2 separate regions of the Homo sapiens genome follow, and region 2 is linked to region 1. A link is an interaction called in ENCODE POLR2A ChIA-PET data of the cell type or tissue named here. Cell type or tissue: MCF 10A. All regions are shown on one strand. Each heading gives the region's core, and the rest is flanking DNA. Links, peaks and the distances in the headings are about the cores only. Region 1 overlaps EPS8 (EGFR pathway substrate 8, signaling adaptor). Region 2 overlaps EPS8 (EGFR pathway substrate 8, signaling adaptor).

Region 1 (11,663 bases), core at 4,426-8,425:
ATAGGAGCATTCATAAGTTATTGATGTACTCTTGGACTTTCATCTTCTAGTCCCTTATTGCTTAGCTTCTGACATTCATGTTGATAATGTTACTTACTTTCCTATGTTTGTAAAGCAATACTCATTTCATATTCTAATTCAGGTCTTGTCTACTTATCCCTGGGGAAAGAAGGATGAGATTTATCCTCCCTTACTGCCTCTTGTCAATCTTACTTGCTGGTTCTTCCCATTCTCCTAACATCGAATGCCCAGGGCTCAAGCAGTCCTTGGCCTGATTTCTCCATTGAACTCCAAATTCATATACTCAACGATCAATTCAAATTTCCCCATCTGGATACAACTCAATTTTGATATGTTTAAAACTGAATTTTTCACCAACCTCCAAAAACCTGCTCTACCCAGTCTTCCCCATCTTAGTTAATCATCACTCCATCCTGTTAGTCTTAGGCCAAAAATCTGGGAGCTATCCTTGGCTCTTGCACAGTATATCCAATCTAGCAGCAAATTTATAACCAAATCAGACTTCTCATCACCTCCAATGCTACCAGGTCCAAGCACCATAATCCCCCATCTGGATTATTTTAATAATGACCCTAGCTTTTTCTTCCCCAAAATTTCTAAACATTATAGCCAGGGCAATCCTTTTCTGCTGAAAACTCTTCAGTTGTCAAAGGTCTCCCAATCCCTTATAAAGACCAACAGGATGTGTCTTCCTGTTACCCTGCTGATATCATCTCTTTCTAATCTTTTCTTCATTCTGTTGAAGTCACAGCTCTACTTATTCCAAGAACATGCTTTGCATGTTATCACCTCAGAACATTTATACGTTAACTATTCTTCGTCTGGAATTCTCTTCTTTCAGGGATCCACATGACCCATTCCTTACTTCCTTTACTCCAATGACATCTTCTCAGTGAGGCTTCCTTTAACCAACCCTACTCAAAAAGTGCAACACTCCGTTTCCCACACACATAGACACATGCGTGCATCCCCCTGGGGAACTCCCAGTTTTCCTTCACTCCTCTATTTTTCTGCATAGCACGTGATTTTTAGACTACTGTATTATGCAGACATTTATTTAGGTTATTGGCTACCCCACTATGTTACAATATAAGTTCTAAGAAGGTAAGAATTTTTGTCTGTTTTGTTCCTGATGGGCTACTATAAAGCCAAGCACATAGAAGGCTCTCAATTTGTATTTGTAGAACCAGTGCATAAATGAATAAACAAGTCAGAGACAGTTCAAGAGATGAAGGAACACCTCGATAAAAAGAACATGGGTCTCTGAATGACTTCATGGAGCAAACCATCCATCAAGAACTAGACTTCTCATGATTATTTTGTGAGAATGAGAAAAACATCTACGTTATTCAAGGCACTGGATATTATATACTAGTATACGTTGAAATACTGGTATCCAATAAATCTTTATTTCTTTTCATATCCCTAGCACTGTCAGAGATACCAGTTTCCTCAACTATAAAATAAGGTGCTTAAACTAGATGATTTACAGGGTTCTTTTAAATTCTCAAATTTTACATTCTTGATGTTTACACAAATGGCAAAGAAATAGTACCCACGCAAGGTAATGAAGAAAAGCAGTCTAGATAATCCAGACAGACACTTGGGGTTAAAAAATATACTAAGAACGATTCTTTCTTAAACTAATAAAATCTCACCATATTTAATGGAGTAAACAAAAAGTGAACCAAATCTGCAGCACTAGGATTCTGAATATGAGACTTCAGTTTGGCCTGCAACATGAAGAAAACAGAAAACAGATTACTATCAAGCAAGACAGACACTCAGAAAGGTCCAACATAGACACAGAGGGGACGGTCTTTACCACCAGATTCAGTTTTAATATATTCTTTAGCATGGATAGAGTGAGAATAGAAGTCATTGTTTTTCAATCAAGTCTCTTAGATATATATGTTTTAAAATTTGCTGTTTTAACTGAAGGCAAATCAAAACATACACACCCCCACAAAATCTATAAAAACAATTTTATTTCTTAATTTAATCAGAAACATCCTGACTAGATTTTCACCTTTTCCATTTATTTCTTCTAATTCTATATACATAAATTTCACTTACCAGAAGGTTAAATCCGTGTTTAAACTTTTGGAAACAGTCAAGAAATTCATCAGGAGGTGGAGGTTTTGCCCGCAGCGTTAAAACACCCTCTAATGAAATAAGCGAGAGGAGAGGATCAGAGCAAAATCCAAGGAAATTTATTAAATGGAAAAACAAAAACCACATTTATGTCTGTAAAGTTTGAAGATCTCATCAGACATGCTACCTAGTTACCGTGCTACATCTCATAGTCTGACTGTAACAAACTGAGAAGATACAAATTTCAAAATGGATTGCTCTATCCTTAGGCACTACAAATTACTCATTTAATTCCATAAACATACATTGTAGCCTTTCTCTATGGCAGACATTGTGCAAGTGAGTAACTGACAAGCCCTGCTCTAAGGGCCTTAAAAGCTAATAAAATACATGAATCAGATAAATAACAAGAGAAGTACCAATCGTTATGAGAAGAGACTTACCTGGTTGGGAGATAAGGAAATGGATACTTAAAAGGTATTAGATGGAGAAAGTAGCTTATAAGATGGGATTTGAAAAAGTTTGGTCCAGGGTGATGTGGTGGGAAAAACATCATGGTTGGATAAAAACAGCATAAGCAAAAACAAGGAAAGGGGGAATTGCATGTATACGAAACAACAAACAAAAGGAGAGAAACATGAGAATGGAAGGGTAGATCAAGGTTAGATTGTGGATAACCTTGATTTCCAGGGCGAACAGTTGTACTTAAATCAATAGAACATGGAACTAGCGTGCTTTACAGCAGAAGAATGAAGTGACTGAGAGCTTTAAGAAGATTGTTCTCACAGCATGAAAAAGTAGAGGCTTAAAGACTGCTTCGAAAGCAGGGTTAAAAAAAATGATAGTAGCTTGAACTAGATATGAAAATGAAAAGGGAAAAAACTGGATACAGGAGATGTTGAGAAAATAAAATTGATGTTGGCTATAAGCAAGAGAATGAAGTCACAGAAGAATCTGTGGTTTTGAATCTGGGTGATCAAGAGGATAGTATACCTTTCATAGAGAATTTCAAAAGGAATAAGTGGTTTAAGATACCAGGAAGCAATAGTACTTAATTTCAGAATATGTGGAGAGGAAGCACATCCATGTATTCACATGCAGAAGATAAAGCCAAAGGTCATATGCTCATTATACAAATATGTGCTACAGAAAGATTTGGAAGTTATCTGTAATGAAAGGGATATTTATTTACTATTTTATATCTTTCAATCTCTACCATTTTGTCAGAGGAAGTATAAACATTACTTCCATAATTTTAATTTTATATAGCTGAGGCCATTTTAAATAGCTGAACTGCAGCATACTTCAAAATTGTCTGTATGTGACTTTGTATGTGACCTGAATGTACCGTTTAAAGTTTTGTGATAAAAAATTCAAATCTGTTGAAACTTTTAAATATTTTAGTAAGTCAACCCTTTTATTTAACAAATAATATGGTTCTAGTTTACAACAGAATAAATCCAACTACAAGAATAGAGCTATGTCTTTCTTTAACAGATACTTAATTTTACAATAACTAATGAAAACTACAGATAGATGGTCACTGCCTGAATCTCAGTCTCTGTGATTTAGGTAAAACATTCCAGGATCTTTCTTCACTATAGCTGACTTATAACCAAAATGGACTCTTCCCTGAGTTCATCTTACTCTTTGCCTAAATCTCAAGTGCTACCCCAAAACTAGAAGAGGAACCCTAGTCCACAGTCAATGAAGTTTTGCTAAGTAGTTCTTGAGGGTCAAAACTCTGCCTAGTACCAGAGTTCTTTTTTTTTTTTTTTGACATGGAGTTTCCAGGCTGGAGTGCAATGGTGTGATCTTAGCTCACTGCAACCTCCGCCTGCTAGGTTCAAGCAATTCTCCTGTCTCAGCCTCCCAAGTAGCTGGGATTACAGGCACATGCCACCATGCCCGGCTAATTTTTGTATTTTTAGTAGAGACGGGGTTTCATCACATTGGTCAGGCTAGTCTCGAACTCCTGACCTTAGATGATACACCCGCCTCGGCCTCCCAAAGTGCTGGGATTACAGGTGTGAGCCACTGCGCCCAGCCAGTACTGGAGATCTAACCAGGCATTAGAAGATTAAGAAAATCCAACTTACCTCCTGGTCCTTTCCTTTTACCTTTCTTGTTTTTCTTCCTTTTAGAAAGCTCAGAAAATGCTTCTGCTGCTTTTTGGAGTTTTGTGATAAAAAATTCAATGTCATCCAAAATGTGGTTTAAGATTTGCTGAAATTAGAAATTATAGAATAAAATATAAAACAAAACTATTTTTACCTTAGCTGTACTCTGTTAGTAAATAATAGAAAGGTTTTTTTAGAAAAGGAAGCAGCCCACATGCCAATTTCAAGTTTATTACTAATTACAAGAATCAAACTAAATATACCTATAGCCATATTCTGACATTTACATTTTTCTTTAGCTTACTTTTGCTCTATTTTCAATGTCATCAAGGAAGCATTCACAATATCTGCTCAGATTATTATTTTCAATTACTCTAATTTTCTCAGTGTTCTCCCACACAGTTAGGAGGAAAATTCTAAAATAGGTTTTGTTAGAAGAGCACTGACATTTTTGCTTTACTGATAAATGTCCCAATAAAGCACTGACAATATTACTTCATGGAATTAAAGGTATACAGATTGTTGTGATAACCTAATAGCTAGTCTAGGATACTAAGCATTAATAAGAGTTTCCACATGACAAAATAGAATAATGCACCATGCTTTCAGAGATCACTGGAATGAATTTGATTATCTTATATACTATAGTCTTAGTTGCCTTTCTCCAGTATGTGTGAAACTTGACATTCTTCTAATTTAAGACTACAAATTGGGGTTAAACTTTTAAGTATAACATGTAATAGTGTGCTGTAAAAATTGAATTAGAAATTTCAAATTCCTTTCAGTATTTGTTTCTCAATAAGCTGGTAACATGTATATGGTATAAAAAGTAATGTATTAACATCATATTCTAGATCTCATTTAAAGAATGAAAATGCTATAATAAAGCATTTACAGCATTCTCATTCTGTAAATCACTATAAAGAAAACAAATGTAGCATTATCTTTTATAAAAGCTTTACGATTTACAAATCTATCCTTTAAAAATGCCACTTAACTTTTATCTCTTAGGTATTCTAAAATACATTGTTAATAAATGCCAAGAAGACATATTAAAAAGATATTTCAATTATGAATTACAAACGATAATAAAATAAAAATTGTACCATTCCTGAAATCTAATAATTCAGCCTAAGTTCCAATGTAAACTAGTTAATAAGCTGATTCTTCTATCATAGCCCAAGTCTACTAACTAAATATTGGCATAAAGGCAAAAATGTTTAACGAGAAAATAATTCAAAGGGCAAATTCAAAGGGCATAGCCATCACAGGTAACAGAAAACATGGTTTCCATAAAATATCTCTATTTAAATCAGCTTCATTTTCTTATGAAGTTTTCTTTTTCCTCTTAAAAGAAAAGCCAGTGATCTAAAGGCGACTCCTGTACTTACCACATCTCTGTCAATGCGGGCTGCCATCATCTCAGGTGTTTCTTCCTGCTCATGATACTGCCTTGGTTTCTCAACTATAGAAAGGACAATCATAAGTCTTTCAATCTTTTACTCCCACAATACCAATACAGACAATTAAAACATAAAAATTAGTTAAAAAGGAGGACCATTTGCCAAAGGGAACACCTCCACTGGATACACAAGTCAAAACTGTGCTCATCAGCCATGAAATGCATCCTTGTCAATACTAACAGGAGCAGTTGAGCAGAGCTTAAGTATTAGTCCTCTCAACTTTATGATGTTAATTTACCTTGTAATATCACCCCATTCTCTCTCTTCCCTGAGTCAGCTACCTGTAGAACCAACCTTAACTTAGCACCCTTTAATTCCTACACAAGCCAGAAATATAAACCAGCAGTCAAGCTTTTACTTCTCAAAAGCTGGTCAACTAAGTTCTAATGCAACAGAGCTATAATTTTTATACATTCCAACACTGTGACTACAATAAAGCTTTCGGAGTTCTGACAGCAGAGTGCTTCTTAAAATTCTAGTGTAATTAAGCTTAAAACCCACAATGTTGGGCTCATTAATTTTAAGCTACATGCTTTAAAAGCAGACAGAAATTTTCACATTAAAAAATAAATGTCTTAAGACCATTCAGGGTATTAAGGTTGCTCAGTTGGCTACAGCATGATGTTAATCATGAAGTTATTATCATGAACTCCTTCCTGGTATGAGTCAGTTAATACTGCCTCTAAACACAGAGAGTTGTTACAGATATCTCATGGTAGAATAAATTTCAAAATATATGGATGGAACAACAGAAACGTAACACCACAAATGGAAATACAACTCATGATACATCATCGTGACTCATGATGTTCAATAGAGAGAACTGCAAAAAAAAATTGGACACTTTGTATTGCTATTCTTCCTTTACACTAACTTTACCTGTAACTGGAACACTTGCCAACAAAAAAAAAAAAAAAAAGAAAGAAGAAATCATCGTGTCTTATGAAACTTAATTAGCGGCTGTTAACTACTTTAAGATAATTAAAATTTCTATCTATGAAATCTTGCCAGTTAGCTACTATTTTACACATAGATAGCTGCTACCTTGGTTGTAGTGGACTACCACAGAAAGTACTAAGTTGAGGTTGAAATAGCTATTAGGAACTCTACAGAGGCCCCAAAAAATATCATTTGGAGGGCACAGTGAGGGGGAGATATGGTATTTCTTGGGCTCTGTCAGGTCTGAAACACGACTAGGAACCCTAGTGCCACTGGCGCTATTCCACAGAGATCACCTTTGGAAGTCAGGGGTAGATATGCCTCAGGGATTCAACGGAGAAGCAGTTCAGCCTGAGTCAGCTGGAGCATCCAGAGGAACCAAAAAGATATTCCTCCTGAGGGGCTTTCCAACTAAAAACTGGACTGGACCCAGGCCAAACCTGATATAATAAGTCTTCTGTTTAGGCTAGTGGTAAATTAGAAGTTCTGAAAGCCTTATCTCACTTAAACAGATGACATTGCAGAAAATATTTCAGATAAAATTTAATGAAAGCTCAGAAACCCCTAGGGATAAATTCTGTCTTTGTTATAAATTATATTAGGTTCAGCAGGGCATGGTGGCTCACGCCTGTAATTCCAGCACTTTCAGAGGCTGAGGCGGGAGGATCACGAGGTCAGGAGATCAAGACAATCCTGGCTAACACAGTGAAACTCCATCTCTACTAAAAATACAAAATTAGCCAGGTATGGTGGCACACGCCTGTAATCCCAGCTACTTGGGAGGCTGAGGCAGGAGAATCGCTTGAACCAGGAGACAAAGGTTGCAGTAAGCTGAGATCGCACCACTGCACTCCAGCCTGGGTGACAGAGCAACACTCCATCTCAAAAAAAAAAAAAAAAAAAAAAAAAATAATATATATATATATATATATATATATATACACACACACATATATATATGGTTCAACATATAATATACATAATATATATTATATATATTAGGTTCAACATATATTTTTACAGGTTTGTTCAGAATGTCTGTAAACTTGTCTTATCCTTCCTCTACTTCAGACCCTCTTCATCGAAACAGTAACAACAAAAACACCATAAGTACACAAAAAGTATAGAATACAATAAATTACTGTCTTTTAAACACATTTTAAATACAAAGCAGATCAATACAAATTTACATAACTTATGAAAACGGAAACTGTTATAAAATTAAACTACATATCTCTGTTAATTAATTTTTTTTTAAATAAATGCATCAAAGAATTCTTTTTTTCATATCTTTGGTAGCTCGGCTTACATTTCAACCTCTGAAAAAACCTTTAAGAATACAAGAAACCTAAACAAAATAGAAAACAATTCAGAAAGAAAATGAACTCAATTTGGCAAAATGAAAACCACAAATTATGCTTACTATTTTGTAGTAGGTACTACCATAAACATTATTTACTTTCAGATTCAGAGCAACCCATGAATTATTATCCCCATTTCAGAGATGAGACCGAAGTACAGAGAGATAACTTCCCAAGACCACACAGGTAGACATATCAGGTCTTGCTTCAGAGTCCAACTTTTACTCTGCACATCCAAAGTAGAGTCCGAGGTGACTCATTTTTGGAAATGAGTTATATCGTTTAACTATAGTGCCAGATACCCTGTGTGAATAATACTTTACTGGATAAAGAATAAGAAGTTAAGAAGTTCCACTGGAGTAGCGGCAAAAGAATGAGGCTCTAGAGTTCATCAGATTGGAGCCTGCTGAATCACAATTTATTCGTCCTTAAAATGAAGATACTAGACCAAACATATTTTAAGGCATTTTTTTAGTTATAAACATTTCAGATTCTAGTAAAATATTCTAACATATAAAAAGTAACACTAAGTTCTATGTTATAATTGTTTTTAAACAGAATGCCAAGGTGAAATGATGCCACGCTCATAGGGCCCACTTGACAAGAACAGTCATATGATGGATACCTTTTACCCTTCTCCACTGCCAGCAGCCAACCACTGTCCTGACAACCTTTCCATGAATATGACAAACTTGTCCAAAAAGGGACTCTAGTTAGATAATAAAAAATGGAAAGAATGTTAAGTGCAATCTTTAAGAAAAACCTGTATATATTTTGTTGCCATCTTTTTGTCAATCAAGTAAAACTTCCTCTTAGCATTAAAAAAATAAAAAGACTCTAACCCTAATACCATATTTATTAAATGGTGGGTCTAAACTCTTACAGATAATAATCTTAACAAAATTCAAGGCTTAACTTTATTTTATCTAAGATTTGATTTTTTTTTTTTTTGAAATGGAGTTTTGGTCTTGTTGTCCAGGCTGGGGTGCAATGGCGTGATCTCAGCTTACTGCAACCTCCGCCTCCCGGTTCAAGTGATTCTCCTGTCTCAACCATCCCAGTAGCTAGGATTATAGGCGCATGCCACCACACCCACCTAATTTTTGTATTTTTAATAGAGACGGGGTTTCATCATATTGGTCATGCTGGTCTCAAACTCCTGACCTCAGGTGATCCGCCCGCCTCGGCCTCCCAAAGCACTGGGATTACAGGCATGAGCCACTGCGCCCGGCCAGAGTTGATTTTTTAAAAACTAACCTCAAGCTTCAGTTCTGAAATCAGCATCAGAATTTGAAAGCAAGAACTATGTCCCAACCCAAAGTAAGTGTTCAATAAGTATTAATTCTAGGAAGACTCACAGTCCCCTTGGTCGGCTGCCCATGCAGACCAGGCTGCCACTCGACTTCTAACATCCACCTGGGTGACGGTCCCAGGGGGCGCAGGGGCAGGAGCTCTGGGTGGAGGCGGTATACTAGGGTCTGCATTGGAAATCATCCTTAAAAAGATGAAAACAAATAGAATTTTTACCATCTCTATTTCTATAACATATCAATTAACTCAACTTGTGGTACTAGTTATTAAAATTCAAAAAGAACTATGTCAAGGGACAATAAGGATTTCCTAAGCATTACACATTATGCATATTTATGAATGCATATGAAATAAAAAAATTAATAGTCAGCTGAAAACTAGGTTGATTTTCCTTCTGAGTCTTATGTGATTTGAAAGGGCCATGGAACAATTACAATCCTACTGTCTAGCTTGTATTTCCCTAGGATACCTTCTCTTAAAATGCCACTCATCTTTCATGACTCTGTGACTTCCAACACAAGTGAAGCCATATCAGAGAAAGACCAAAAATATGGAGAGAAGAGGAGTAAACACACTGACAAACTTGGGAGAACAAATGTGTTGAGACTACAGGTTATGATCTATACAATACAATAATATACTTCCATAGAAAATAATTTTTCTAACTCTTTGGGGAAAAAAGCCTTAGAAACAAATCAATTCCACTCCTTGATTTCTTTCAATGCTTTTACCTCAGGGCGTCGGGCCGCCTCTTCTGTTTCCCTCCTTTACTGTCACTGATTGCACTTTCAATATCTTCACTAATTAGGTTTGCCTGCAAAGAGACACAAGTTACCTGAAAGTTTATGGATTTTTCTGAGTCTTGATATGTAGTTTAAAACAGAAAAAGGGATTGTTCCTTGTCTGAATCAGTAAGTATCTTGATGTAAAAAGTCTTTTTATAAAAATCTTGCAAAACATGACTCTTGTGGTTTTTATAATGGTGAACTATATAATGATAAGATTTTAAAAACTGAAGAAATTTTTAATGATTATCTTAAAGGGAAACTATCCTTGAATAAAGGCAATGATAGAAAGGATATGTACACGCTAAAAATGAAACTGAGTAAAAATCTCTAATTGGGTAGAAATTAAGGGGTTAGAGGCTCCCACACATAGAACAGAGTTCCTTCCCTTTCTCATCCTCAAGATCCACTGGACACCCATTAACCCAGCAAAACAAATCTTTGAGTTTAAGGCAAATCTACTACACCCATAAGATAAACTCCAACGCTAGGTTTTACCCCTTTGGGTAACCACTTTATTTTGTCACTTCAGGTAAAAGTTAACTTTCTGCAAACAATTAACTTTTCCACTACTTTTCCAGAACATTCAGTTAGATTTTTCTTGGGGAGCAACGTGAGATTAGCAGATACGAAGTTTCTGTTTGGTTGCAAAGTTTGTTTAGAGCCAGTGATCATTACTCTATATTAGAATGTTGATGAGATGCACCATCTATGTTTGGGCCTCCCTGTTCTCTGTAATGTTTTCTCAAATATGTATGTTGTATTTCTTTTACAGTAAGCATCGATAATCATAAAACTTTAGAAATGATGGGATATTTAAAAGAGCATCTCATCAGTTCCTTCTAATTAATAAAACTGAGGAGTACTTGTATAAAAGGGCCTGGCCAAGGTCACATTGCTAGTTAAATGAGAGGCCAATGCATCCCAGTCCAGTGTGACTTCCTAAGAGCATTTAGTTTCAATAAGACATTACAAATATCGTGTCAAAGGCTTTCTGTTACATAGGATACTAAAACTGAAGATGAAAAGATATTTAATTAAAAATAATTATTTAAAAAAACCCAAAATGAAAACTGAAGATGCCTAGGAATCTTCAACTTCTTATACTGGGGCTATTATATTTCTAAGAAAAATTTTACTGCAAAGGTGGGCAGGAGCATTGCATGAAGTCCTATAATAAAGAAACTTTAAAAATCAAAAGCAATATTGCACAATGAGCCATATAAAAGAAACTGCGTTTTTCATTGCCTCTATATTTTTAACCAGCCAAGCGAAAAATGTCTCATATGCAGAGTATGAAACTAATGAGTAAATGCATACAGTGCTTCGTGGTATGTGAGCTTTTGGGGTTAGGACAAAACTATATTCAGTAAATACATTTTGAATCCATTATCATTACCATTCCATATCAAGTAAAGCAAGCCATTTGTTCCCAAACCTAAAATCCAGAAACTTTTCACAGCATAGTAACTTTTAGCTCCCGGGGGGGGCTTTTTAGAACACAGATACAAACATCAAATTTGAAATGTTTTTCAACTTAGGCCTCTGGTTTATAAAAATGTTTGAATT
Region 2 (11,663 bases), core at 4,408-8,407, 95 kb after region 1:
ATATAAAAATTAGCCACACGTAGTGGTGTGTGCCTGTAATCCCAGCTACTAGCAAGGCTGAGGCAGGAGAATCGCTTGAACCTGGGAGATAAAGGCTGCAGTGAGCTGAGATCACGCCACTGCACTCCAGCCTGGGCGACAGAGTGAGACTCCATCTCAACAAAAAAAAGAATCCACATTATCAATTTCTGCCTTCTAGCCTCAACGCCACTGATCCCAACATTTATTCATTCATTTTGCCAAAACTATATGGCACTATAGCAATAAACAAGGCCACAATGATCCCAGTCCTAAAAAGCTCACATTCAAGTGTCCTCCAGACAAACCGGTCAATTAGTGTGCCTCCACAAACACTTATTCAACAAATATTTAATGGACAGATTCAATACTGGGCAGTTTCAGACACTAGGGACATAGCAGTAAAAAAAGGGGGCAAGATTTTTTGCCTTTACAAAGGTCACAACCTAGTGAATGAAAGAATATACCCGTCCCTTGTACTTTTATGCTATGTTCATGCCATTTCGCTCTCTCCTCCCTCCCTCCTCTATACTTTCCCTCCTCCTTAGTATCCTTCTTACCATACTCTACTTACACCATAGCTCAGACAACATGTTAGACGTTAACTAGACTTCTGATGAAGTCTCCCTTACATGATAAAATACACTGAGACTCAAGCAGGAGTTAAATCTGGCATGTGTGTAGGCATGGGCGTGGGGGAGGTGGAGAGCCAGAAAAGTGTAGAAAATCAAGGAGGATTAAGAGATTCTGGGCAGGTTTCTAAGGCCAAGGCAAAGTGCCAATACAGGAAATCAGTGACTGGATTTGAGGTATAGTTGAGAATTTCATCATACAAGCAAGACAGAAGGCCAGTTATCAGACTGAGACACAAAGTTAATACAGAATCATTAGCAATGGTACTTGATATCAAGAAAGCAGCTCCTAATTAGAGCTATTAAAATTCCCCTAGGCCGGGCGTGGTGGCTCACGCCTGTAATCCCAGCACTTTGGGAGGCCGAGGCAGGCGGATCACGAGGTCAGGAGATCGAGACCATCCTGGCTAACATGGTGAAACCCCGTTTCTACTAAAAATACAAAAAATTAGCCAGGTGTGGTGGCGGGTGCCTGTAGTCCCAGCTACAAGGGAGGCTAAGGCAGGAGAATGGCGTGAACCCGCGAGGCGGAGCTTGCAGTGAGCTGAGATCATGCCACTGCACCCTAGCCTGGGCGACAGAGCAAGACTCCATCTCAAAAAAAAAACAAAAACAAAAAAAATAAAAATAAATTCCCCTAAAGAGCTGGCCCCTCTAGCCTAAGTTGAGCCTTTTAGCAGGAGTGAAATATTCCCAGCAATGGAATTAAAAGAAATTCAGGGGCCCAGAGTCAGAAACATTATATTGAGCCCCCAAATTATCTGAGAAAAAAAAGTCTTTATAATTGTAATAACCAATGGGTATGATTTCCCTTCTCCTGCTCAGGAGGTAGAGGAGATGGGCCTGAGAAGTTATACCCCGACAGTGAAGATATTAATAATGATGATGTTGGTCATGATAAAAATAGTAGGAAAATTAATTGTAATAACAGTAATAATTGTAATGCCTCTTTATATTTATCAGTCACATAACACCTTAAAAATACCTTTGAATCCACTATCTCATTGCATTATCATAAAATCCTATGAGAAAGGCAAGGCAAGAACCATTACTTTCCTAACAACATCAACAATATTAGTTGCATCATTTCAGTTACATTATGGTAAAAGGGGCAATTGTGGGATAACCATCATTTATTTATAGCTCTGTGGCTTAAAGAAATGTGACTCAGGCAGCAACTAGATCCTTCAGAAATTAGGATATCTCTTTGAGCTGCAAATCCAGGGCTGAACAAGAGACTCTGGACAGGGCCACAGCAGGAAGACATGCACCACCCCTACCACCCCTGTCCCCTGCAACATGCCAAAGTAATTTTGCTTTGTTTAGAAACATTTATGTGTCTCCGAAACATTATCAAGAAAATTCCGAGATGTTTCTTGTTACTTTTAAAAAGATTTTTTAATAAAGCCAAAATTAAGTAAAATTGTAAGAATGCTACTAGTAATGCATCATAATCATAGAAATCAAAGCTGGTATGAAAATGGAAGATCTCGATGAAGCTCTGTAGAATGACAAGGTCTTTGTGTCTTTTTCAGAATTCCTTCTTGATAGCTTCAAATAGCTCCTACTACAGTTGAGACTGGACAAATCGTAAGACCTGTAAATGCTATTGCTTTTACCATTATACAGATAAGGCATAACTAATACTACAGTACAATCCAGGGACAAAAGCATAAGTCGCATCAGATTCAGTGGATATATTTCCATTTGAGGGAGACCTTGGATGCTCATTTCCATCTTATGTATGTTACAAAGTGGCTAAAAGATAACACGTAATAAAAACTCTAATGCAAGCACATCTTGAACGTATTTCTAGTGATCAAAATAATGATATATATAATACATGAACTATACTCGTTCAATCTCATTCAAATCTGCCCACTTCCTCTCTCATGCTCACTCCAGAAGCTCTGTTTAAACTCGAATATGGTGTTAAATAAATTCCACTCCTGAATTTTATTAATTTGATACTTTCATACTACCAATAAACCATATTTTTTAAAAGCCAAATTTAAACAAAATCATGTAAACATTAAGTAACAATGAGGGCAATTACTGTTTCCAGAGGGTCACTCATGCAAGGAAAGGGACAGCTGGGTATTTCATCTTATACCTGAGGAGGTGAAAGAAAGGCCAGAGCCAATGGTTCACCCACCAGGCCACCATCTGGCTTGGGACCAAACAGAACAACAGAGCCTGGCAAAACAGTCACTGTGCTGTGCCTCCAACTGGGCATCAGCTTTATCCCAATGGACACTCTTTGGGTTCACAGTTTCACACCATTCTCCTTGGCATGAATTCTCTCTGTCCCAAGGAAGGTGAGGAGAAGATTCTGTCACACTAAGTGTTGGCCTGACCTCAATTAAGACACTTGTTCCATTTGGAAAAAAAAAAAAAAGAGTTTAAATGACTCTTGTTCTATAAACTCCAAGAATCCAGAACTCAAACCAAAACTGTAAGCAGAGGAAGGAAAAGATGGAGCTGGCAGAGGTCATGAGCTTGGCAGGAAAGGGAAAAGCAGGAATGGAAATCTTGAATCTCTTCACACGACACCATTTTAAATTTGAAATACAGGGGGAAAAACAAGAAGGATGAGTCACATAATAACATATTCTTGTTTTATTTAGTAGCTGATCTGAGGATTTAGTAGTTGGCATGGCTTGAAAGCAAGTGAGGAATAAGTGAATAGCTATTCATCCTTAGACCCTGTCCAAACAGAGCAACAGTCATATACGCCACCATAGATAAAGAGATCCAGAGAACTCTCAAACCCTTTTTCCATAATTGGAAATTATTTTTCCTTCTTTGAACACCCAACTTCATGTGTTCCAAGTAAATAGTCCACAAGATTTCACTAAAAATGTGAATGAAATTTGTGAAAGAAACCAACAAAAAAGTCTCTACCATATTAGCTTACAAAATTAGAACAACAATATTAGCTCTCTTTTTCCCCCAAGTGTTAGAGACAGGAATGTGGACTGGCTGAGCAATGTGTGCTGTGATATTGTGATGTGACAAGGCCAATGCAATCATTAAGCTCCCTGGGCATTTCTGCCACCTGGTTACTTTCTACTCCACTTCTCCAAGGTAGAAAGGGAAGCAGTGCTGCTTCCCCTCTGAAGCCTAAACCTTGCGACTGCAAATCAAGATACCACCTTGGCCTGATGTGCGCATACCCAGAATGCTGTCCAGTGGTCAGGTCAGCTTGATCCTAGTGGTTAGAGATGTCAGGAGAGAAGCTGAATACAGATTACATCTACCAAAGGTGAGTATAGATGACATCACTCATCTAGAGGCACACTTTCAGAGCCTCTGCAGTCTATCAGCCAATTCCTTCTGTTTTCAAGTTGTTGGAAAATCAAGTTCTCCTTGACACTTGAAAGTATTCATCTTGAGATTACAGACATGAGCTGCTGCACCCAGCCTTTGCTTTTTTCTTGACATGAAATCTTACATGCAAAACCTATATATTCAACAGATTAAAACTGAGATACTGTTGTTGGAGGAGAAAAGGGGCAAGGTAAGCTGAACTCCTGAAACTCTGGCTTTCCCCCTTTCCCACCAAGATGAGCTTCTGACATCTCAGAAGGACCACTGATTTTCGAGCAATCTCTCTGAGCCTGTTTCTTTCATATGTAAAATAAAGATGTTGTCACTGGGTTGTTGCAGGTATTGCATGAAATGATAAACTTAGTAAAGGATTTAGCACAAAAAGCAAATGTAAAGCACTAAATGTATCCAAAAAAAGAAAGTATTCATCTTGGAACCACCTGAAGCAGTGATCTCTTTCTATGGGTTCCCTCCTCGGCAAATCCTTAAACTGGTCTCTTTATCCTAAGTACCCAAACCCACACCTCCACTCAAAAATTTAGCTTTCTCTCCACCCTCGTCCCTTCCTGTCTGCTGCCATTCAAAAGTCTTCCCCCAATGATTCCTTCCTGTCCCTACATTAACTCTTTACTCTGTAGTTTTGCTCCATTTCTTAAATAATTCTATATTCTTTCACCTTTATCTCACCCTCCCAGAGTTAAACATACAGAGCTTCCTATCGCAACTTGCCTCTCAGAATTGTACACTTTCCAGAACTGATTTGTATTTTGATTGCTCCTTCCCCACCTAGATAGGATTACTCTTATATCTTCCTATAATTCTGAAGCAGCTCTAATCACATCTTCCCTCTGTATAAAGATATAACACCATTTTACTTGGCAACAGTTGTAGTCTGACTTAACTTACTAAACTGTTGATTGATTTATTCAATCATTTATGGAGTTTTTCCTGTAGCCAGTTACTTAGGAAAAAATGTTGCTAAATATTCAGTCTAGCAGCAAGTAACAGGTGAAACTGTAGAGCCTACAAAGAAATTAAGTATCATGAGTCTGACCACATTAGCAAAGTAGTCTAGACAACAGGGTTCTACCAGAAAGAGATAACAATGAAATAAATGGACATATTTCTTCTTTGTCTTCAATTATATGTTCTACCAAGAAATTCAAATAGAATTTGGGACAGAAAAATATAAGTAAATTTGCCAGTATCAAACCAAAAACAAATGAAAAATGTATTTCTTAATTATTCTTATATCAGAACCAAATAAACAAACACAATAAGAAAACTATGGTTTCATATTGGCAGAAAAACTTTAAAGGCTCTATATAGTTACCTTTGATCCACTTTTTTTCATAAGCATGCAACCAGTATTAAAAAGCATGGTTCATCTATATAGAATTTACCCAATCAACAACTATTTAGGACAATATATTAGATACTAGCATACTTCGTTAATACATTGTACCTTATATTTTTTCAAAAATCATACAACAGTATCCTGACAGCCTTCACTTCACAGACATTCATTTAGCTCACTATTTCTTATTTACGTAGGAAGAAATTTGGAACATGACAGATCTATATTTTAAAACACATATATTTCTATCTTCAGAAAAAGATACAGTCAAACCCCTAAACTACAGGACTAACAGAACGTCTAACATAAGAGTGCACTTAAAATGTGTTTTCTTTTAATTCTGTGTGATAAGAAAATAATTCAGAAAACAGCATTGACCAGCCTTGGGAGACTAGAGTCTACAGTCATCATAATAACATCATTTTAGTCTTTTGGAAAATAAAAACCTTTCAGTTGAATCATCTTGAAATACAAATTAAGTATTACCCAATCTACACCCCTTAAATGCCATTCATGTTAGTTTTCATCCATAAGCTCCAAGTGGATAATGATCATATCTCATAAATTTTATGTCCCTAGTAACTGTAATAGAAACCTAGAAATATTTATTAAATCAAGCTACAAAATGGAGAGACTGAATAAAATGATTTCTAAAATTGTTACCATTTTAAATACCCTCAAAACAGTGGTGTAGAGTGAAATGTTCTTGACAAGAAACTTGGTGGAAGCTGATTCTATCCAAAATTAAACTTTCCTTCAGATTGCATATTAATAACAAAGAGGTAAAGGTATTTATTTAAGATGAAGAGATGGGCCAGGCACAGTGGCTCACACCTGGAATCCCAGAACTTTGGGAGGCTGAGGTGGGCAGATCACAAAGTCAGGAGATCGAGACCATCCTGGCCAACACGGTGAAACCTCATCTCTACTAAAAAATACAAAAATTAGCTAGGCGTGGTGGCGCATGCCTGTAATCCCAGTTGCTCAGGAGGCTGAGGCAGGAGAATCGCTTGAACCCAGGAGCCAGAAGTTGCAGTGAGTTGAGATCGCGCCACTGCACTCCAGCCTGGCAACAGAGCGAGACTCCGTCTGAAGAAAAAAAAAAGAAAAAGAAAAAGAAAAAGATGAAGTGGCCACCACTTAAGTGATCAAGCCTCATCAGTAACAAGTCACACTGACATTACATGCCCCCTAATGTGATGCAACAGGAAATGCAGACCATCATTTATGCAGTACTCTTGTAATACTGTTTAACCTGTGCATTAGTTATTTACTGCTCTGTAATAAATTCCTCAAAACTTAGCAGCTTAGAAGAACAATAGCGTAAGGTACTAGCTCTCACAGTTTCTTTGCATCAAGAATTCTGACAGATCTCAGCTGGAACAGCTATCTGCTCCTCATGCCTACTCAACTGGAAAACTCAAAAGCCAGCGGTTGGAATCATCTGAAGGCCTATTCACTGTCAGCTTGAGACCTTAGCTGGAGTTGTGTAACATCTTCACACCGCCTAGGCTTCCTCACAGTGTGATGACTAAGTCCCCAGTGCCAGCATACCAGGAAAGAGTGAGCCAGTCTTAAGTCACATAGCATGACTTCTACCTTACTTCATTGGTCACCTGTCAGTCACATGCCCTTGTCCACATCCAAGGAGAGCAAAGACCCCACCTCTCAGCTGCAGGAATGTCAGTCACATTTTTAAAAAGGATGTGAGATAGGCCAAGTATCTTAGTGTAGCTAGTTTTGAAAGATACAATCTGCCACAACCTGAATCTAATCATGAAGAAACAAGACAAATCTATAACGTAGAACATTCAACAAGACAACTGGCCTGAACTCCAAAAAATCAATTTCACAAAGACAAAAAGAGGTGGGGTACATTCCAGATCTCTCCAATAGAACTTTCCATGGTCGTGCTGTTCAACAGAGTATCCATTAGCCACATATGACCATTGAGCACTTGAAATGTTGCTGGTATGTAAGGAACTGAATTAAAGTTTAATCAATTTCAATTTCACATGTGGCTAGTGGCTACCATACTGTACAGCACTGGTACAGATTAAAGAAGGCCTGTCAGAGACAAGATAACTAAACGCAACACATTGGCCTTGATTAGATCCTAGCTTAAACAAACAAAAGAGCTATGAAGGCAATTTTCATATGATTGCAGAAATTTGAAAATAGACTGTATAGCTGATAATATTCAATGAGTGCTAAATTTTTTCAGTATGAAAGTGATATAGTGGTTATGTAGGAGAATGTCCTTGTTCTTAGGAGATATATAATCAGTGATGAAGTGCCTTAATGTCTGCGGCCTACTAACAAATGGTTGGAGGCAGGGAAATATACATACATGTATACAAGGGGGCAGGGAAGAACACATTCAAATACTGTAAAATGCTAATAATCAGTGAATGGGGAGGAAGCATATATGTTCACTGTACTATTCAATGCACTCCAGCCTGGATTCTGGATTCTTCTACAGATTTTTTTTTAAAATTTTTTAATTAAAAGATGCAGGGGAATTAAACTTTCTCCCTTCTCCAATACTTCTTATATAAACCATATTATCAAAATTAGCTTATGTGTTAATATTTCATAATATGGTATTGTTATATCCCCTATGTTTTCTTTTGGATTTCATAATTGCCAACAGAGTGCTATAATACACTAAAAATGCCTCAAAAAACATGTTTTGATTAACTGACTAATTTTAAAAGGAACATCTATTAATTCAATTGGGAAGCTGAATAGTTTCTTGCCAAATAAATGTATATTATGCTTTGAAGGCAACAATTAGCTATACTTCCATAATTTTGATCTGATTCAACACAACTAATTTTATGCAATAAAAAAATTATAATGACCATCTACTGTATTTAATATTTATCCATTAAGAAAGATACTAGCACTGACAAATTAAACCTTTATACACTAAAAAGTCTTCAGTCTCTTAAACTTCAGTAGGAAAAACAGAATTCCAATTGTGTTTTCATTATAAAATTATGGTTACAGATAGACCATATGTTAGGTCACAAAACAAGTGTCTAAACATTCAGAAAACTTGAAATAGTATCAAGCATCTTCCCTGACCACAAAGGAATAAAACTAGAAATCAATAACAAGAGAAATTTTGGAAAATATACTAGTACAAGGAAATTAAACAATATGCTCACGAATGACCACTGGGTCAATGAAGAAACTAAGAAGGAAATTGAAGAATTTCTTGAAACAAATGATAATGGAAACACAACATACCAAAACCTATGTGAAACAGCAAAAGCAGTACTAACAGGAAAGTTTATAGCTATAAGTGCCTACATCAAAAAAGAAGAAAAACTTCAAATAACCCAACAATGCATCTTAAAGAACTAGAAAAGCAAGAGCAAACCAAACCCAAAATTCATAGAAAAAAGGAAATGATAAAGATCAGAGCAGAAATAAGAGAAATTAAAAAGAAGAAAATATAAAAAAAATCAATGAAACTAAAAGTTGGTTTTCTAAATAAACAAAATTGATGAACCTTTAGCCATACTAAGAAAGAAAGAAAGATCTAAGTAAATAAAATCAGAGATGAAAAAGTAGACATTACAGCTGATACCACAGAAATTCAAAGGATCATTAGTGGCTACTAAGAGCAACTATATGCCAATAAACTGGAAAATCTAGAAGAAATGGACAAATTCCTAGACACACACAACCTACTAAGATTGAACTATGAAGAAATCCAAAACCTGAACAGACCAAAAATAAGTAATAAAATTGAAGGTGTAATAAAAAATCTCCCAGTAAAATAAAAGCCCAAGACCCAATGGCTTCACTGCTAAATTCTACAAAACATTTAAAGAAGAATTAATACGAATCCTACTCAAACTATTCTGAAAACATAGAGGAGAGGGTAATACTTCCAAACTCATTCTATAAGCCCAGTATTACCCTGATAACAGAACCAAAGACATACCAAAAAGGGAAACTATGAGCCATATCTCCAATAAATATTGATGCACAAATCCTCAAACAAATACCAGCAAACCGAATTCAATAATACCTTTAAAAGATCATTCATCATAACCAGGTGGGATAAATCCCACCAATACAAGAATGGTTCAACATAAACAAATCCATCAATGTGACACATCCCATCAACAGAATGAAGGACAAAAACCATATAATCATATCAATTGATGCCAAAAATGCATTTGATTAAATTTAACATCCCTTCATGATAAAAACCCTCAAAAAGCTGGGAACAGAAAGAATATACCTTAACATAATAAAAGCCATATATGACAGTCCCACAACTAGTATCATATTGAATGGGGAAAACCTGATAAGCCTTTCCTCTAAGATCTGGCACACAGGAAGTATGCCCACTTTCACCATTATTATTCAATGCAGTACTCCTAGCTAGAGCAATCAGACAAGAGAAAGAAAGAAAGGGCATCCAAATTGGAAAAGAAAAACCCAAATTATCCTTGTCTGCAGATGATATGATCTTATATTTGGAAAAACCTAAAGACACCACATCAAAAACTATTAAAACTGATAAATTCATTAAAGTTGCAGTATATATAATCAAATTACAAAAATCAGTAGCATTTCTACATGCCAACAGACAACAATCTGAAAAAGAAAAAAAAAGTAATCCCATTTACAACAGCCACACATAAAATTAAATACCTAGGAATTAACTAAAGAAGTGAAGAATCTCTATCATGAAAACTATAAAACACTGATGAAAGAAATTCAAGAGGACACCAAAAAATGGAAAATATTCTATGTTCATGGATTGAAAGAATCAATATTGTTAAAATTTCCATACTTCCCAAAGCAATCTACAGATTCAATGAAATCCCTGTCAAAATATCCATGACATTCTTCACAGAAATAGAAAAAACAATCCTAAAATTTATATGGACCCACAAAAGACCCAGTATACCCAAAGCTATCCTAATCAAAAAGAACAAAACTGGAAGAATCACATTACCTGATTTCAAATTATACTATGGAGCTATAGTAACCAAAAAGGCATGGAACTGGAATAAAAACAGACACATAGACCAATAGAAAAGAATAGAGAACCCAGAAACAAATCCACACATCTACAGTCGACTCATTTTCAACAAAGGTGCCAAGAACATACACTGGGGAAAAGACAGACTCTTCAATAAATGGCGCTGGGAAAACTGGATATCCATATCCAGAAGAAGGAAACTAGACCCCTATCTCTCGCCACATCCAAAAATCAAAGCTAAATAGATTAAAGACTTCAATCTAAGACCTCAAACTATGAAACTACTACAAGAAAACATTGGGGAAACTCTCCAGGACACTGAACTAGGTGAAAATTTCTTGAGTAATACCTCACGAGAACAGGCAACCAAAACGAAAAGGGACAAATGGGATCATATCAAGTTAAAAACCTTCTGAATAGCAAATGAAACAACAAAGTGAAGAGACAACCCACAGAATCAGAGAAAATATATTTGCAAACTATCCATCTGAAAAGAGATTAATAATCAGAATATATATAGAGCTCAAACAACTCTACAAGAAAACATCTAATAATCCATTCAAAAAATGGGCAAAATATTTGAATAGAAATTTCTCAAAGGAAGACATACAAATGGCAAACAGGCATACGAAAAGGTGCTCAACATCACTGATCATCAGAGAAATGCAAATTAAAACTACAATAAGATATCATCTCATGCTAGTTAAGATGGCTTTTATCCAAAAGACAGACAATAACAAATGCCGACAAGGATGTAGAGAAAAGGGAACCCTCATACACTGTTGGTGGCGATGTAAATTACTGCAACCGCTATGCAGAACAGTTTGGCGGTGCCTCAAAAAACTAAAAGGAGAGCTACATTATGATCCAGCAATCGCGCTGCTAGGTATAGACCCAAAAGAAAGGAAATCAGTATATCAAAGGGATATCTGCACTCCCATATTTGTTGCAGCACTGTTTACAATCACCAAGATTTGGAAGCAACCTAAGTGTCCATCAACAGATGAATGGATAAAGTAAATGTGGTACTTATACACAATGGAGTACTATTCATAAAATGAATCCTGTCATTTGCAACAATACAGGTGGAACTGGAAGTCATTACGTTAAGTGAAATAAGCCAGGCACAGAAAAACATCATATGTTCTCATTTATTTGCAGAATCTAGAAATAAAAACAATTGAACTCATGGAGAGAGAGTATAGAAGGATGGTTACCAGAGGCTGGGAAGGTGAAGTGGGGATATGGTTAATGAGTATTAAAAAATAGTTAAAAAGAATAAGACCTAGTATTTGATAGCACAACAGGGTGACTA

Evidence for each region. ChIA-PET counts read pairs that join two places held together with the same protein. Peaks named below come from ENCODE experiments on the same cell type or tissue, not always from the same donor. Only the 100,000 strongest peaks of a DNase experiment are listed, where the experiment ranks them.
Region 2: POLR2A ChIA-PET joins it to region 1 with 10 read pairs; 5 of 35 experiments call an interaction of 5 or more read pairs at or near these places.

The regions. Positions count from the first base shown.
Region 1 is chr12:15,656,400-15,668,062 of GRCh38, forward strand. It overlaps EPS8 (EGFR pathway substrate 8, signaling adaptor), which reads right to left. Exons shown (of 21, transcript NM_004447.6): 7 at 10,041-10,123; 8 at 9,357-9,493; 9 at 5,627-5,700; 10 at 4,215-4,341; 11 at 2,098-2,186; 12 at 1,680-1,754. Among named protein-coding and RNA genes, the nearest start is that of EPS8, 130 kb to the right of the region's middle. In MCF 10A, for the core only: no CTCF peak of the experiment used is centred there; DNase peaks (open chromatin) are centred at 6,442 and 8,262.
Region 2 is chr12:15,751,200-15,762,862 of GRCh38, forward strand. The region is part of intron 1 of EPS8 (EGFR pathway substrate 8, signaling adaptor); the gene reads right to left. Among named protein-coding and RNA genes, the nearest start is that of EPS8, 32 kb to the right of the region's middle. In MCF 10A, for the core only: no CTCF peak of the experiment used is centred there; a DNase peak (open chromatin) is centred at 6,852.